Linked DNA regions of Homo sapiens: region 2 is linked to region 1. A link is a loop called in an ENCODE intact Hi-C map of the cell type or tissue named here. Cell type or tissue: dorsolateral prefrontal cortex. All regions are shown on one strand. Each heading gives the region's core, and the rest is flanking DNA. Links, peaks and the distances in the headings are about the cores only. Region 1 overlaps C19orf81 (chromosome 19 open reading frame 81). Region 2 overlaps LRRC4B (leucine rich repeat containing 4B).

Region 1 (8,934 bases), core at 2,595-5,094:
CTCGACGGCCGGCCGTCTTACCCCTTGCTCCCTCCATTTCTTCCCGTCTCTCCTCCGTCTCTCCCCCTACCCTTATGTCTCTCCTCCTCTCTCCCTATATCTTGACCTCTGCCTCTTTCTCACCCCTGCCCTTGCCCCCTAAATCCCTGTCCTCCCCCACTGCCCCCTTGTCACATTCCAGACTCTCCGACGACTCCCAGTCCTCACTCCTCTCCAAGCCTGTCAGCAGCCTGTTTCAGAACTGGCCCAAACCACCTCTGCCGCCACTCCCCACCGGAACAGGGGTCTCCCCTACAGCCGCTGCGGCCCCAGGGGCCACCTCACCCTCAGCCTCCTCCTCCTCCACGTCCACCCGCCACCTCCAGGGCGTGGAGTTCGAGATGCGGCCCCCTCTGCTCCGCCGGGCCCCCAGCCCCTCGCTGCTGCCCGCCTCGGAGCACAAGGTCAGCCCTGCGCCCAGGCCCTCGTCCCTGCCCATCCTGCCTTCCGGACCCCTCTACCCAGGCCTCTTTGACATCCGTGGCTCCCCAACTGGAGGGGCAGGAGGCTCGGCTGACCCCTTCGCCCCAGTCTTTGTGCCGCCACACCCGGGGATATCCGGGGGGCTCGGGGGAGCCTTGTCAGGGGCCTCGCGCTCCCTCTCACCGACCCGCCTGCTCTCGCTGCCCCCGGACAAGCCGTTTGGCGCTAAACCTCTGGGGTTCTGGACCAAGTTCGACGTGGCTGATTGGCTGGAGTGGCTGGGTTTGGCGGAGCACCGAGCCCAGTTCCTGGACCACGAGATCGATGGCTCCCACCTGCCCGCCTTGACCAAGGAGGACTACGTCGATCTAGGTGTGACCAGGGTGGGCCACCGCATGAACATCGACCGGGCTCTCAAATTCTTCCTGGAGAGGTGATGGCTGGCCTGGACGGACCAGCCCCGTCCACAGAACTCTTGAGCCTGCTGGCCTCTTGACCTCTGACCCCTGACTGTCATTCTCTCCCCGGGCCAGGGACTCTGTTCAAACTGCGCCCTGCCCTCATCTCCCAAGGCCAGAGGTCACCAGGTGGCCCAATCCAGGCCGGACATTTGCACCTCACTGAAGGGGGGCAGCTGACACAAGAGTGTGTGTGTGTGTGTGAAGCGGGGAGCGGAGGGGGGATAGGAGAAATTACAGAGGGGAATTGAGAAGGAGGGAAGGGCCTATTCTGGGGGGAGGGGATAGACAGAGCCATAGAGGGTCAGCCCTGAGCCCGATTGGATGGGGACTGTCCCCCAGGCCGCAGGGGAAGGGGGTGCCCTCGGATTCCACCACCTGCCACCCCTCTAACAACCCTTCCCACTCTCTCCAGGCCCCTCAGCTCTCCCCCCTTCCCCTCTCCCCAGCACACACAGCTGCCCCCCTCAGCCTCTTGCACGCTCCGTTGCACGCCTGCTCACCTCTCTCCCCTCCCGTCCCCGGGCTGCAATTTTGCACAAATTTGCCCTCTCGCTGTCTTGCACATTCTGCCTTTGCTTCTGGCTGGCGAGGCCCGCTCAAATACACTCTGCTCTCCTCGCACACGCTGCATTTCCTTTCTCACGCTCCATGCCTCCTTCTCTGCTTCTTGCTGCTTACACACTTTTCCCCTACCAGGGCCCTCCTTTACACACTCCATTTCACATCTCCTCCTCCCCGCTCGCTCTGGACCCTTGTTGCAGACACACTTGGGACACATTTTCCCTCCCCCTCACAGACTCCATGCACATCATTCATTCTCTGGAGTGCCCTGCTCTTTGCTCAGCCCTTGCACACTTGCTATCTTATGCACCCCTCCTGACACACTCTTACCTCCATTTTCTTACGTTGAAGCACTTTCCCTTCTTATTCTTAAAAACCCCAGATTCTTCCACTCCCCAACTCTCCCCTCTCACCATGACACTCCTAGCCCCCCACCCCCCGCCTTCCCTCTTGCCCCTTTTGCACCGTCACTTTTGGTCACGCCTTTTGCACACTTGCCTCCCAGAAACTGTTTCTCTCACACATGCTCATTCTCTTCTTCTTTGCCAGGCTCCCACTCCCTTGCCCCTTTCTGTTTGAAATCTTTGCCCTTCTGCATTTTTGATTCTTTTGTGAACCCTCTTGCACACTTGCTTTTGCACACGCGCCCCCCCCCCCAGCATTTTCAGTGCTCTCCGGAAGCCTTGTTTCTCCCCTTTAATAATGTTCTTGCGCACCATGACATGGCTGCACACCGCATCTTGTCTTTTCTACCTGGATGAGAGCTCTACCACTTCTTTCCTTTTGCACACTCATCTCATTCCATGCACTCTTGGGCTGTAACTGTCATTTCTTTTCCTGACACGCTTATTTTTTATTCCTGTTGACAAGCAGCTCTTGCGGCCATTCTCATTCGGATTCTCTTACCTCCTTAAGCTCTTTCTCTTCCTGGTGAGAGAAGACCCTATGCACACTGGCTTCCTGCTCACCATGCTTCCACACTCGAGCCTCTCCCTGCCTCCAGCCCTCACCCTTCCTCACATCCTCCCTCTTCTGTCTTTCCTGGGCCATCTGTCCATCCCTTTTGCACGAAGATTGCCCTCTCCTAACCTGTCCACTCCAAGAAGCTCCCTCTCCCTCCAGCATGGCTGTTCCTTCCCGCACGCTTCCTCTCTCCGCTTATTCCCGGGGCTTGGGAATGTTAAGCCACCCCTCCCCCTGAAAAGCCCCCTCCCCTGCTGTGGGTAAAGGGGGGAGGGCGTTGCCCTCAGGTCCCCCCCCCATGTTCAGCTGCCAAAGAAGGGAGCTCCCCCTCCTTCCCCAAGCCCATTCCCCCTCTGCTGCCCCCTACCCCCGAGAGGGGGGGGCGCTCCGTCCATGAGGGGAGGGGGCTGCAAGCCCCCTCCCCTCACCATGTCAGGGATCTGCGGGGAACCTCGTGGGAGGGTCGTGGGAGGGGGGAGGGGTGGTGAGAGAGGGGCAGAGGCCGCGCTGGACCCCTACCCGCCCCCTCCCCCTTGTCGGATGCCCCCAGTCCGCAGGGGGCCTGCGCGGCGCCCGTCTATCAAGGGCTCGTTCATTCTGGATGGGTGCCGCGGGGTTGGGGAGGGTGTAGGGGGTGGGGGGGGGAGGAGAGGTCGGGGTGGGGAGTGGGGAGGGACCGAATGCGGGGACAGCGCGGGGTGGAGAGGAGAGAAAAAGCAAAAAGAGGAACAATAACAAAAGAAGAAAATATAAAAAACAGAAAAAAAAAACACAAAACCCCTAGAACACACAAAAAAATCCAGAAAAAAAACCTGAAATAAAAGCCCGAGAATTGTCTTCCAAGGGGGGGTGGGAGGGGAAGAGGAGGGGGGCGGATGAGGACGTCTGATTCTCGCTGAGACAGGGCTCGGCACGCGCTGAAAGCCCCGGTGCCCAGGTCTTCCCTTTCGCGGGCTTCAGTTCATCCCTCAAGGGATTGGGACCCAGGCGTCCACGTACAGGGACTGGAGGAAGATTAGGGACGCGGGATTATAACATGGGGGTTCATTCCTACCCCCCATCACCTCCCTTCCCCTGACTCCCCACCAAGATTTTGCAGAGAGAAATGGCTTTTGTACCAGGTCATTCTTTATAATTAAACTCACAGTATCCACCCCCTCGAGCCGGCCCCGCCTCCTTCCTGGGAAGGCAACGCCCCCTGTCCTCCGGGGCTCCGGGTGGGTGGCCCCAGCCCGCGGGGCGGTGCGCAAGCGCTGCCGGGGCCCGCCCGGGCGTCAGGCCTCCTCGTTCGGCTCCGCCCCCAGGGCCTCGAGCATGCGCCGCCGGACCAGGGAGCGGCGCAGGTGCAGGCGGTAGTCGCCCAGCAGGAGGTCGTCGTGGCGCACGATCTGGTGCGCAAGCCCGCGGGGACTGAGCCCGGAGCGCAGCAAGCGCGAGCGCGTCTGGAAGTCCGTGACCGCGATGAGCCACCTGTAAGGGGGGTGGGGACGGAAAAGGAACTCGCAGGTCGTTTCAGCCCTGGCTTTGATCGTCGAAGAGTCCCTGCCTGGTCCCTGGAGTCGTTTACAGGCCCTGGTCCAGCGGACCATCGCTCCGTCCCTAAACTCCCCTCCAGCCCTGCCCTCTCGCCTGGGTCGCTCTAGGCTCCTTACGCTCTCTTAGCCTGGTTCTGCGTCCTAATCACTGTCTGTCGAGGCTCCATCTCAAACCGCCCAAAGGCCCGACCCTCCACTGGCGACTGCAGGCTGCGCTCTACCCTAGGCACTCCAGGCCTGTCCCCACCCTATCACCCCTGGCCCCACACCTACTATGTGCTCAGTCTCTTCCACCCCCTCACAGCTGCCTTTCCAGGCTCAGACCTCTATCCCGGTCACTACTGGGTCACTCAAACTCGGGCCCCTACTCACTCGAGATCCCTCCTTCTCTCTGATCTCACCGGACCTTACCTCCAACCGCGCTCACTCTTGGCCCCGCCCCTCAGTGGCTCTGCACCAATCTCGCTCTTATCTAGTCCCTCCTGGCCCCGCCCCCCCAAGCTGTCACTCCACTGTCGCCCCGCCTCACAACACCCTTACACCAACCACGCTCTTATCTAGTGGCTCCGGGGCCCGCCCCTCAGCACCCTTACACCAACCACGCTCTTATCTAGTCGCCCCGGGCCCCGCCCATTCATGCTTTCACTCTTGGCCACGTCCCTCAGCGCTCTAAAACCAACCACGCTCTTACCCGGTCGCCCCGGGCCCCGCCCCTCCCGCTCGCTCCAGGCCCCGCCCCCGCCGCTTACTCACCGGTTCCGGCGCCCAGCAGTCCCACAGATGACGTTCATGTTCTCAAAGCGGATGCTGCTCACGCGCCCGCTCTCCATGGCCCCTGGTAACTGGGCCTCCAGGGCTTGCAGCACCTCCAGGTGGGTAAAATCCTCCTCGGGCTGCGGGTGTCGGAGAGAGAACCTCAGCCCGTGGCCTCCTGGTTCATTTTGGGTTCAGAAGTCACCACCCTAGACCCCACCTGCAGAACCTGCCACAGAGTTCCAGGTGGCATTTGAGGGGCAAGGATCGCTCTTAATCCCAGGGTACTGTCGCTATGGTCAAAGGAGACGACAGATTATCTCTCAGATGGGAAAGCATCTACTATCACTCTAGGTCATTCTCCAAAAAAATCAATTCTCACCAAGCCAATTTGCCCCAAAGTCAATGAACAGTTGGCTGAATGATTCACCAACTTAGCCAACTTTACGAATCTACCAAAAACTTTCCCAGCAATTTGCAATGGATGCGCCTGAAAGTTCTTGAAAATTTCTGCCAGGATTTAAGTTACACACCTTTCCTTTTATATTCGTATTAGCATTTTAAGAATGTTCAGTAGTCAAAAGATAAGGGTCATAGGGGTTTTGATGTCTTGTCAATCTATTTAACATTCAGAAACGTGGACTGATCACTAAACACAGTTGCATCACGTGATTAGCATGTCAAGGGTGATAACAGTTGTCATAGCACATAAAATTGCTGAGGAACTAAAATGAAATGAAAATTTTCACGATTTCACTGAAAAATGATGTCACTTCCAGAAAGTCATTCCTTGACTGGGGTGAGAGGGGAGGCTGGAGAGTCCCTTGCTCAAAGCCACAAAGAAGTGGAGTGATGGGGTGGAGACTGATCCCTAAAACGAGGACAGCAATCCCTGTATGCAGGGTGGAGAGTTACACGGATTAGCTGAGAGGGTACCTTGGAGGCCTGTGCCTGGCACACAGTAAGCACCTATTGACATCAGCTCTTCTCAGTCAATTGTTGAGTGCCTGGGACTCTCATATATACCTCTTCTGATTGAAGGCAGGGAGGACCAGTTTACTGAATCTGTCAAAAACATGACCTCTTTCTTTCCCTCCCTCCCTTCCTTCCTTTCCTTTCCTTTCCCTCCCTCCCTTCCTTCCTTCCTTCTTTCTTTCTTTCTTCCTTCCTTTTTTTTTTGACAGAGTCTCACTTTGTCACCCAGGCTGGAGTGCAGTGGCACGATCTCGGCTCACTGCAACCTCCACCTCCCAGGTTCAAGCGATTCTCCTGCCTCAGCCTCCCCAGTAGCTGGGATTCCAGCCACCTGCCACCACGCCTGCCTAATGTTTGTATTTTTAATAGAGACGGGGTTTCACCATGTTAGCCAGGCTAGTCTCAAACTCCTGACCTCTAGTGATCCACCCACCTCAGCCTCCCAAAGTGCTGGGATTACAGGCGTGAGCCACCGCACCCGACACACATGGGCTTTTTCTTGAGTTTTTGTTATATTTGTAAACTTTACAGAAGTGGATTAGTAGGACTCCTTTTGTCCTCCCTCCCTGCCCCCCTCAGCCTCCCCTTTCTTTGCCCGTTGGTCTCCCCTCTGACATGAGCAGTAGATTTCATGACTGACCCTTTGACAAATTCACAATCAGTTTTCAGCAAACTGTCCTGGTGGCAAGCCCACAGCTTATAAGCCAAAAGCCTGAATTTAAACTCTGGCCACACTGCTTCTCAGCCTGTGCCCTTCCCATCACCCCACCAAAACTGTGCAGAAAATAAGGGCACAGGTCCACTCACCAAGGTCTCCATGCAGAGGCAGAGGGGCTGGGAAGCTGGTGGTGTGGGGAACTTCCGGATGCACGGGAGTTCTCGGTCCAGTGCCTCGTACTCTGCAATGACCTGCCGCAGGTACTGCTTTCTAGGGAGAGAGCGAACAGGCAGGGACCTCTGAGGTCAGGGTTCACTGCCATCACATTTGGGGAGGCGGAAGATAGAGGTCATGGGGGCCAGGGACAACTCACGAGGATTTGATGGGCCTGCCCAGGCTCCGAGCCTGCATCTCCTCTGGGGTCTCCAGGTCCATAAGGAGGGCTCCTGAGGACAGAGAACCCAGTGTCAGCTGCCCTGAGCCCTCCTCAGCCATGATTCTGCTTAAATGGCCATCACCAATTGCTTGCCCATGCCACACCCAGAATAGCTTGTATGCCAGATGTTGAGTTACTGTCTCTTAGCTCCAAACTCCACCCCATGACACCGGCTCTGTGATGCCTGGGTTGAGACTCTACTAACCACATTTCTCCTTCAACAGCTGGGTTCCTATTAGGCTCTGCCTAACAGGGGCGCCAGTGGGAGCCTGCAAGGCAGGAGGAAGCAGGAGGAACTTGCTCCTTTTTGCTTCCTCTTCTAGTCACCCCAGGCTTACTTCTTCACTGTGGCAGCATCACTTCAGTAACAACACTTGAATCCAGTTTTCAGGTTTTTTGTTTTTTTTTTTTGAGACAGAGTCTTGTTCTGTCGCCCAGGCTGGAGTGCAGTGGCGCAATCTCGGCTCACTGCAAGCTCTGCCTCCCGGGTTCACGCCATTCTCCTGCCTCAGCCTCCCGAGTAGCTGAGACTACAGGCACCCGCTACCACGCCCAGCTAATTTTTGTATTTTTAGTAGAGACGGGGTTTCACTGTGTTAGCCAGGATGATCTCAATCTCATGACCTTGTGATCCTCCTGCCTCGTCCTCCCAAAATGCTGGGATTACAGGCATAAGCCACTATGCCCAGCCCAGTTTTCAGTTTTTCCAACACTCTCAGAATCAGTCTCCTGATTGGAACTTCACAGATAACAGTTCTCAAATATGGACCCTTTTTGACCACCCCACCATCAGCTAACTGGTCTCTCTCTTATGGCCAAGTGCTAGTTGTTCCATGCACTCCATTTTCCCCTTCCCCTACAATCCTAGAGTTTTACCCAGCACATGGCTTCCCAGCTAGAGACAACAGTTCCCAGACTCCCTTGCAGGTAAGTGTGGCCATGTGACCATGCTCTCACCAATGAAGTGTTAGCTGGAGTGAGAGGTGTAACTTTGGAGTCATTTGCTTAAAAGATTACTGCTTTTCTTGGACTCTGCCCTTTCTCTTGGACTGGAATGTGGATTAGCAATAACCCAGCCTCCACCATGTTCAGATATGGCAAGCAACAGTATGGGAGGAACTCTTATCTCTAAATCTTCTCACCAAGCCAAGATGTCCCACAACCCTGCCTTTCATTACACAAGAGAGAAATACAATTCTGGTTCTTGACCAGCTGAGGCAGGTAACATAGCAACACCCTATCTCTACAAAAAAAAATTTTTAATTATCTGGGCATGATGTTGTGTGCCTGTAGTCCCAGCTACTGAGGAGGCTAGGGTGGGAGGATTGCTTGAGGCCAGGAGTTAGAGGTTGCAGTGAGCCATGATTGTACCAATGCACTTCAGCCTGGGTGACAGAGAAAGGGAGAAAGAGAGACAGAAAGAGAGAAGGAAGGAAGGAAGGAAGGGAGGGAGGGAGGGACGGAGCCTGGTGCAGTGGCTCACTCCTGTAATCCCAGCACTTTGGGAGGCTGAAGCGGGCAGATCACGAGGTCAGGAGTTCGAGACCATCCTGGCCAATATGGTGAAACCCCATCTACTAAAAATACAAAAAAGCCGGGTGTGTTGGTGTGTGCCTGTAGTCCCAGCTACTCGGGAGGCTGAGGCAGAAGAATCACTTGAACCCAGGAGGCAGAGGTTGCAGTGAGCCAAGATTGCGCCACTGCACTCCAGCCTGGGCGACAGAGTGAGACTCCATCTCAAAAACAAAAAGAGAGGGAGAGAAAGAAAAGAGAGAGATGGAGGGAGGGAAGAAGGAGAAAGAGAGGAAAGGAGCAAGGGAGAAAAGAAAAGAAATACACTTCTGTCTTCTTTATGATGTTGTGTTTTGGGGTGTCTTTGTTATAGCTGCTGAAAGGGAGGGAAGCAGACACTGACAGCCCGGCCCTGGTGCTCTCCTGCCGAACATAAAACATTTCCCGTAACACCAACATCAAGCAAGGCCACTCTGTGACCGTGATGGACTGAGACAAAAACAAGACCACCCCTGAATCATGTCTCAACACAACAAACATGAACATTGTCCAAACCACAAAAATGACCAAAATCCCCCCCTCCCAGCTCAGAGCCGACGGCTGCTTTTTCATTAACCC
Region 2 (8,934 bases), core at 2,843-5,342, 100 kb after region 1:
AGTGTCAAGCACTGTACATGGTCTCCAGGAACCCCAACAAGCTATTAATAGGTGTCATTATCTTCACAGACTGCAAGGCGGAGCCTGGGGCGGGGGACACAGGGAGAAAGTGGCCAGCCAGAGTTTCAACCCAGTTTTCCTCAACACCAACACTCTTTCCACCTCTCCATCCTTCCTCTTCACAGGACGGTGTGATGAGGTAGACGAGGAGAAGGAGGATCTTCTGGATCCTGGAATAAGTTCACTGAGCATTTTCCTTTTATGCCCCAGGCATTTCCCTAAACTCATCACAGATATCAGACCTTCCCCACCTACAGGTGAGCAGACCGAGGTCCTGAGGGGTGAAGCTCCCTTTGCAAGCCAACATGGCTAGTAACTGTGGCAGCTGAGGTTCAAACCCAGGTCTAGTTGATTCCAAGGCCCACCTTGAGCTACACCCCTATACAGAGCTCCGGAGAGGAGAGGAGGGGGCTTCATTCTTCATCCCGAAATGGAATATAGGAGTGAGATGGGCACTTAGAGACCCTTCAGCCCCTTGCTGTGAGACCTGCATCCCCTGGGAAACAGAATGACAGCCTCACCCTAGATATGGCGATGCAGAATCTGCAGTTTTTTGTTATTGTTATTGTTATTTTGAGACAGAATCTCACTCTGTCACCGAGGCTGGAGTACAGTGGTGCGATCTCGGCTCACTGCAACCTCCGCCTCCCAGGTTCAAGTGATTCTCCTGCCTCAGCCTCCCGAGTAGCTGGAACTACAGGCAGGTGCCTCCACGCCCAGCTAATTTTTGTATTTTTATTAGAGACAGGGTTTCACCATGTTGGTCAGGCTGGTGTCAAAACTCCTGACCTCAAGTGATCTGCCCGCCTCAGCCTCCCAGAGTGCTGGGATTACAGGCGTGAGCCACTGCGCCCGGCCAGAATCTGCCTCTTAACAAGATTCCCAGACAGCTGGACACACATTCATGTCTGAGAAGCATTGCTCCAGTTCACATAGTTTTCAGCTTTTTATGACTTTTAGCAGCACCCTTTTGTTGTAAACAAAATAACTATGCACAACCCTGTGAGAGAAAACAGATCGGATCAGCGTCCTTCCTAGGCAGGACCCCTATGAGTGGAGCTGGCGGGGGCCACGCCCCTCCCAACCTGCAAACTCGCTCTCACGCCCCACTGCCTGAGCCTTGGCAACAAATACTGTTGTAAAAACCACCAATGCCAGGCCAGGGCCCAGTTCTCTTCTGGGGTGAATTCAGTTCAGGGGTGTTAAGCCGCCCCATCCCAGCACAGAATCACAGTCCAGGGACCTGGAAGTTCAGTTTTTTTTCTTTCCTTTTTTTCAGACAGAGTCTCGCTCTGTTGCCCAGGTTGGAGTGCAGTGGCGCCATCTCAGCTCACTGCAACCTCTGCCTCCTCGGTTCAAGTAATTCCCCTTTCTCAGCCTCCCCAGTAGCTGGGATTATGGACGCCCGCCACCAGGCACGGCTAATTTTGTATTTTTAGTAGAGGTGGAATTTCAGCATGTTGGTCAGGCTGGTCTCAAACTCCTGACCTCAGGTAATCCGCCCACCTTGGCCTCCCAAAGTGCTGGGATTACAGGCGTGAGCCACCACCCCCGGCCCTCTTTTCTTTTTCTTTTTCTTTTTCTTTTTTTTTGGAAGTTCAGTTTTTATCTCAAAGCCTACCCAAATCTGGCTATCCATGGGTATGGCAGTGCCTCAGTGTGCCCTTCTGTAAAATGGGCAGCAGCAGCTCTCGCCATGGGCCCCTTGCGGGGACTGAATGAGCTCTTGCAGGCAGCTCCCGCAGCGCAGGCCTGGCACAGGCAACCAAGGCAGCGCTGGTCAGGTGCTCAGGCCTCAGACTCTCCATAACATTCCATTTCTCCAGCTGTGATCTCCCTGGCTTCTCCATGAGTCCCATAAGAGCCCTGTGAGGTAGCTGGGCAGGGCCAAGGAGCAGACGGAGCGGCACTTCAGGGACTCAGGCAGAAGCAGTTCCAAGCAGGATCAGTGGTTAGATCCATGCTGTCCAACACAGTAGCTGCCACAGCCACTGCCATGCATGAGCAGCAACAGTCACATCAAGTCGAATGAAGAATTCAGTCCCTGCTCCTTCTCGACATACGTCACGTGCTCCGTAGCCTCGTGTGGCTGGTGGCCACCAGTGCTGGACAGCACGGAGAGAACATTTGCATCATTGCAGAGAGTCTGTTTGACAGTGATGCATTGATATATTGAAATACAGCCGGGTGCCGTGGCTCACGCTTATAATCCAGCACTTTGGGAGGCTGAGGCAGGAGGATTGTTTGAGGCCGAGAGTTTGAGACCAGCCTGGGCAACATGGCAAAAGCTTATCTCTACAAAAATACAAAAAAATTAGCCGGGTGTAGTGGTCCACGCCTGTAGTCGGCTACTCAGGAGGCTGAGGTGGGAGGATCACCTGGGCCTGGGAGGTGGAGGCTGCAGTGAGCTGAGATCACGCCACTGCACTCCAGCAGAAATTTGTGTGATGTGTGTGTGTGTATGTATGTATGTGTGTGTGTATGTGTGTGTGTGTGTGTGTGTGTGTGTATGTATACAGTTGACCCCTGACCAACTTGGGGGCTAGGGGTGCCAGCCCCCTGTGCAGTTGAAAATCTGCCTGTAACTTTTGACTCCCCTAAAACTTAACTCCTAATAGTGTTCTGTTGATTGGACACCCTACCAATAACATAAACAGTCAGTTAACACATTCATGTTAAATGTATTCTATCCTGAATTCTGACAATAAAGTAAGCTAGAGAAAAGAAAATGTTATTGAGAAAATGCTAAGGAAGAGAAAATACATTTACTAGCCACTAAGTGGAGTGTATCATCGTAACGGGCTCCCCTGATTGTCTTCACGTTGAGTAGGCTGTGAGCAGGAGGAGGGGGCGGTTGTCTTGCTGTCTCAGGAGTGGCAGAGGCAGGAGAAAGTCCACATATAAGTGGACCACACGATTCAAACCCCTGTCCTTCAAGGGTCAAGTGTAGTCCTCCGCTGGCTGGTAAATAGCTCACCTCAGCCCTTCCTGGGTCCCCACCACCCCCCACCCAGCCCTCCCAGCCCTCTTCTGAAACCTGCTGTTAATTCCCATTTCTCTGATGAGGAAACTGAGTGGCCACAGGGTACTGTTCCTAGCGGAAAATTGGCAGCACCGGGGGGTCGGAGCCCAGGTTTCTGCTTTTCCTGGCTTCCAGCCAGGCTCCGAGTCCTATATGTCACTTGCTGGTCACTTGCTGTGTGCCAGGCCCTACTTGGGCCCCCTTGCCACAGCCCCATGCAGCATCATCAGAGAGGCTGCAGCTGGCCCAAAGTGGCACAGCCAGGGACTGGACGGGAGCCGGGTGGGCGGTGTGTCCCCAGCTCCCCTGCTGCCCTGTGGGTGTGACCAGAGCGAGGCACCGCCTGTGAGTGGAGATTGGGGCTGGGGGGCCTGTGGCAGGGACTTTTGCATTCTCTTCTCCCCGTAACTGCTTCCCGCCCCACATCCTCTTCTGGCTTTTGGAATTTGACCCCAGATCTATAAGAAGAGCCTGGCTCCTCCCTCTCCCTCACCTCCTACACCGCCTCCAGGTTCTGCCACTTTTACAAATTTGCTTTATCTGTTCACTCTTTCCCTTCTCTCCATCCCCGTGGCTCCAGCCGCGGCCTCATCCTCTACCCCCGGACCCCTGGCGCAGCTCCTCCCTGGCCTCCAGCCGCGCCGCTCCAGTCCACTCAGAGGGGTCCTTCACCCACCAGAGCTGAGCCTGCCCCTCTGTTGTCACAGCCCGTTGTGAGAGGAAGGAGGGCCCCCCCGCCCCCGGCCCATTGCCACGGCCTCTGTAACAGCTCGACATTCCCTCCTCCCGGCTTCCCTCCTGGACGTTCCGGGGCCCACCCTGTGCCCGCCCTCTCACTTAGCCCTCGGACGGCTCCCCCACCCCCACACTTGCCTCCCTAGAGACCCAGGGCTCCTTGCCTCGGGTGCCAGCAGAGGAACTGCCGGTAGGGGGCGCTGGCTCGCTCGTTCCTGCAGCAAATACTGAGGCTCGGAGGGGCCAGCGCCGTTGGCCGGCCTTGAGGATGCAGCCGTGGACGCCGCGGCAAAGCCCTCAGGGGCTCCCCTCTTAGCAGGAAGGCAGGCAATGAACGCAGGAACAAATCACCGAGCATCAGGTGCTGGGTGGCCGTGACACGAGCTGTGAAGAAAAGGAAGTGCAAGGGATACGGACGGTAGGGGGAGCTCAAAGAAGACCTCCTGGAGGTGTCGTGGGAACGCAGAGCCCCCCCTGACCCCAGGAAGAGCACCCCCGGCTGGCCGAGGGCACAGCAGGGGCAAAGTCCCCTCAGGGGAACGGGTCTGGTGTGGATGGGAAGAGCCTGGGTGGGAGGCGCCTGGTGGGTGGGAGGAGCCTGGGGGAGAGCGGCGTGGCTGCACGGGAAAGGACAGCCCCCCTCCAAGCAAGTCACCACCTCACCCCCACCCACTGCACCTCACCCCCACCCCGACTGCACCCCCACTGCACGGGCCGCCTGTTGGTCCTGCTGCCCAGTGGCCAGTGGCCCGGGAAATTCGTGAGCTGAGCCAAGCCCCTAGTCCTGCTTCCTCATCAGCAGCTCCTAGGGGGCCTGGACTGCCCTTTCCCTAAGGTTCTTCTACCTCCAGACATAGAAGCCTGACAATTCTCGGCGCTGTGGGGCTGCTTTTATTTTGAAAGCATTCAGGACATGGATTGGCTCAGAACGCCAGCGCTGCCTGTCCCCTCCCCCAGAACCCGGGTCTCTCCCATAGGACCGGCTTCCAGGGACAGAAGGGCTCATCCCTCCCCGGCTTCAATCCCTCTCCACCCTCTGGGCTCCAGGCTCCACTTCTGCCCCAGTCCCTCGCAGTGGGGAAGTTCTTCTCTAGCTCTAACCTCCAGGCCTCTTGCTGCAATGGTAGTCAATTTCCTATCTTCCCTCTGGCCGTCTGAATTTAGCCCCCCACCCCACCCCAAAAAATGAGTGCGCCTGACAGGAACGTTCCCTGCCTCCCATTTCTCCTCACCCCGCCTCTCCTGGGTCCCCGAGTTTCCGATCTGCCATCTGCCTGAATCCTCCCAGGCACAGTGCCCGAGATCTCTCAGAGCTGGGGCTGGGGAGGATGGCGAAGCCGGTGAGGACTCAGCTTCACGCCTCGAGTGCCCGGGCCCTCCCAGCCTCTGCCTTCGCCTGGATCTCAGCTCCATCTCGGGGCCTCCTGTCCTCCTGCCCCTTTCATGCCCCTTTGTATGCCTGTGTCTGTCTCCCTGTGACTCTGCCACTCTCTGCCCCTCGTACTTCTCCTCTTTGGGGTCCTTCTGTGTCTGCACCTCTGGCTTGTTCCTTGCACCAGGTGAGGGAGGAGAACAGGTGTACCCTTGTGATGGGTCCTCTCCCGGGGCAGCTGCGGTGGGAGAGGCAACCGTGGTGACCTGGCTAAGTTCTGGGACTGGGGTTCCAATGCCGGCTGTGCTGCTGGAGGGCTGTGTAACCTTTGGCAAGTGCCGCTCACCTCTGAATCTGTAAAATGGGCACAAGAACCATCCCTTCCTCCCAGGGCCGTGGGGAGAAGCCAGCAGCTTGAGGAGTGGATAGCATGGCACCCACATGTAATCAGTATTTCCCATCACTACTAGGGGTGCGTGGGGGCAGAGGGCAGTCCATGGAGCCTCTGCCAGCCGGGCGTGAAGCCGTGGTGGGGTGTCGGGCGTGTGATATCCTGTGCAGTGCGGGTGACTGCAGGGGCTGAGGAAGGGTGGCTGTTCAGCATGCCTGTGGCCTTGCCTGCACCCTGCCCCCCACACACAGGCAGCCTCCATGGGAATTGTTGCTGCTGTCAGGCCACACTTGGGGGTCTTTGGGGCCCCTGGACTCTGGCAAGGCTGACCTAGGAGGGGCCACTTCCTAGCCGTGTGTTTCGCATTAGGCAACTAACAGTACCTCTGTGTGTCTCAGCTTTGCTAGCTGGGAACTGGGTGTAATAGCAGTCTTCTCTCAGAGGGTTGATGTGAACTGCGGTGGCTAATGCAAGTAAAGCTCCCAGAATGGTGCCCAGTCAGTGCCAGATGTGTGTTGGACGTTACCACCTTTGGTGGTGTCATTATTCAGTGAGTTCACGCAAGTCAGATGTGTGTGCGGAAGAGATGAGGTTAGCCAGCATTCCTGTTATCCAGGTCAGAGGGCTCTATCTGGGGACAACTGGGGCCAGGTGCCCTCTCAGTATGCAGCTGTATCCAGGAGTGTAGCTCACGCAGGTGGTATCTGAGGTTTGGGCAGAGTGGTAGCTTTCCTCTGGGTGCACGGAGCTGCGCTGGGGACCTCCTGTTTGGAACCTGAGGTGTAGTATCTGGGACTTAGCCATCCGGGTGGTGCTGGGGCACGGAGGGTGACCCAGGGCATGGAGGGTGACCCGGGACATTGGTGTCCAGCTGACGTGAGATGTGTGCTTCCTCGGCCAGGTACGGTGGCCCACACCTGTCATCCCAGCACTTTGGGAGGCCAAGGCAGGTGGATCACTGGAGGTCAGGAGTTCAAGACCAGCCTGGCCCACATGGTGAAACCCCCGATTCTAACTTAAAATACAAAAATTAGCCGGGGTGGTGGTGAGCGCCTGTAGTCTCAGCTACTCAGGAGGCTGGGGCAGGAGAATTGCTTGAACCCAGGAGGTAGAGGTTGCCATGAGCTGAGATCGCGCCACTGCACTCCAGCCTGGGCAACAGAGTGAGACTCTGTCTCAAAAAAAAAAAAAAAAAAAAGGTGCTGCCTCTGCCAGCAGGCCTCCTGGGATGGAAGGGGACCTGGGGACCGAGGGTGTCCAGGGCTGGGAGCCTGCATTGTGCAGCTATTGCAGTGCGGCCTGGCTCGGTGTGCAGAACGGAGAGTGGGGGTATCTGTGTGTGAGCGTGGGGGGAAATAGACTCACAGTGATGATAACGTACCCATCCGTCCCTGCACCCAGTGTTTGGTGAGCAACTGCCATGTGCCCAGCACTGTTGTGGGTCCTGGGAACCAAATAGTCACAAACTGACTGCCCTCGGGAAACTTGCCTTCAAGCGCACGGACCCATATAAAAGCTCAGATGCTGATAAATGTCATGGAGAAAAAGGAAACAGAGAAGGTTCTGGAGAGGGATAGGGGTGCTGTTTGATGCGGGGCGGTCAGGACGGCCTCACTGAGAAGGTAGCATTGGAGCACGGACCTGATAGAGAGCAGGGCAAGAGCCCTGTGGACAACCGGCAAAGAGCATTCCAGGAAAAGGGAAGAGCAGGTGCAAAGGCCCTGGGGCCGGGGTGTGCACGGCCTGTTCTGGAAACAGCGAGTGAGCAGGGGGAGGAGGGAAGCGATGAGGTCAGAGGAGGAGCTGGGGTGGAGAGTGGAGACCTGAAAACTGAAGTCCTCATCTCTGCTCTGAGTGGGACGGGAGCTGTGGAAGGCTGTGGAGCAGAGGCGGGGCAGGGTCCATGGGGTGTTGACAGGATACCCCTCGCTGCCCGTGGGGAACGCACGGGGAGTGGGGGTGAAGGCAGAAATGGGGAGGCTGGAGGGGAGGACACTGTAATCGTTCAAGAGGGAGATGGGAGCCAGGTCAGGGAAGTAGCCTGGGCGTGGGGAGAAAGATCCTCTGATTCTGGGGTCTGATTCCGCATATGTTGTGAAGACAGAACTCTTTACCAAGGATTTAGCGATTTAATCCCCACAGTGGCCCTAGGAGGCAGATACTCCCATTATCCCTGTTTCACAGTGGAGGGAACTGCAGCTTGGGAGAATAAGCCACCGGCCCGAGGTTACACGGGAAGTGGCAGCAGAGTCAGGACTCAAACCCAGGCCTCTCGGCACTCACCAATGTGCCCCACTCTCGAGAGGTGCCTTTTGTGGCCCATGGGTGTCCTGGGCTAGTGTCTAGCACATAGCAGGGACTGGGTAGACATTTGTTGGACAGATGGATGGAAGGATGGATGGGTGGACGGATGGATGGATGGATGGATGGGTGGATGGATGGGCGGAGGGATGGAAGGACGGATGGATAGACGGATGGACGGATGGGCGGATGGATGGACGGATGGATGGATGGATGGATGGATGGATGGATGGATGGATGGACGGATGGGCGGATGGATGAATGGATGGATGGATGGATGGATGGATGGATGGATGGACAGATGGATGGACGGATGGGTGGACGGATGGATGGACGGATGGATGGGCGGATAAGTTGAATGAATGAACGTGGCTGCCCTGCAGATTTTGCAGAAGTGTGTCAGGAGGTGGATGTCAGGATCTGGCTAAGGTCCAAGGGAGAGGGGTTCCTCTAGGGGTGGGGGCCTTTGTGGCATGGAGAGGGGCTGGCCCTCAGCCACGGGACGGGGTGACGGTGCAGGGCGCAGGTTCCAGTGCCGGTATATCAGGTGTGGTATATCAGGGTTGGAGTAAAGGCTGTGTGGCATGGTGGGGGTTCAAAGGAGTTCCTGGGGTACAGGGGCATCTGCAGGAAAACGCTGGGCAAGATTGTGTGCCTAGACCCAGTGGGGGGTGTGAAGCTGGGGGGTTTTGGCTGGAAGTGGGGGCGAGGGGGTCAGTGGTGGCCCAGCCCGGTCATGCAGCCAACGAGGCTGTCTGTGTGCCATGAGGCTCCGGCTTGGCACGGCCCAACCACCCCCCTTTCTTGGGCAGCCCAGCCGGCAACCTTCCTCCCCCGCTTCCCCCGACCTTCCTCGGCTGCCTCCTCGGCTGCCCAGAACCAATGGGTTAATTAGATAACGGAGCCTTTGATTAGCGGGGGAGGGGGAGGCCTCCCCCAGGCGGCGCAGGGAAGGGAGGCTGAGGAGGAGGGAGGAGAGGCGCCCTCCCCGTTCAGAAGGAGAGAAAGAAGGAGGGAGGGGTGGGGAGGGAGGGAGCTGAGGCACAGCTTGGC

The links. A loop is a pair of places that touch in the nucleus more often than their neighbours do. Peaks named below come from ENCODE experiments on the same cell type or tissue, not always from the same donor. Only the 100,000 strongest peaks of a DNase experiment are listed, where the experiment ranks them.
Region 2: a loop joins it to region 1, with 2.5 times the contacts of the local background. A loop is called at or near these places in 2 of 110 quality-filtered maps.

What each region holds. Positions count from the first base shown.
Region 1 is chr19:50,653,930-50,662,863 of GRCh38, reverse strand. It overlaps C19orf81 (chromosome 19 open reading frame 81), which reads right to left. Exons shown (of 5, transcript NM_001195076.2): 2 at 6,742-6,814; 3 at 6,518-6,638; 4 at 4,736-4,875; 5 at 3,558-3,917. The coding sequence ends at 3,722. SHANK1 (SH3 and multiple ankyrin repeat domains 1) reads left to right here. Exons shown (of 24, transcript NM_016148.5): 24 at 182-3,609. The coding sequence ends at 899. It also overlaps a transcript of SYT3 not described here. Among named protein-coding and RNA genes, the nearest start is that of C19orf81, 9.0 kb to the right of the region's middle. RefSeq lists enhancers at 1-439, 440-1,098, 4,924-4,993 and a silencer at 4,614-4,703. In dorsolateral prefrontal cortex, for the core only: a CTCF peak has its summit at 3,681; DNase peaks (open chromatin) are centred at 3,390, 3,703 and 4,563; H3K4me3 peaks cover 1,910 bases; H3K27ac peaks cover 1,589 bases.
Region 2 is chr19:50,551,836-50,560,769 of GRCh38, reverse strand. The region is part of intron 1 of LRRC4B (leucine rich repeat containing 4B); the gene reads left to right. Among named protein-coding and RNA genes, the nearest start is that of LRRC4B, 12 kb to the left of the region's middle. RefSeq lists silencers at 4,239-4,298, 4,399-4,508 and an enhancer at 8,097-8,934. In dorsolateral prefrontal cortex, for the core only: CTCF peaks have their summits at 3,819 and 4,031 (motif pointing right); DNase peaks (open chromatin) are centred at 4,019, 4,656 and 5,131; H3K4me3 peaks cover 1,896 bases; H3K27ac peaks cover 1,720 bases.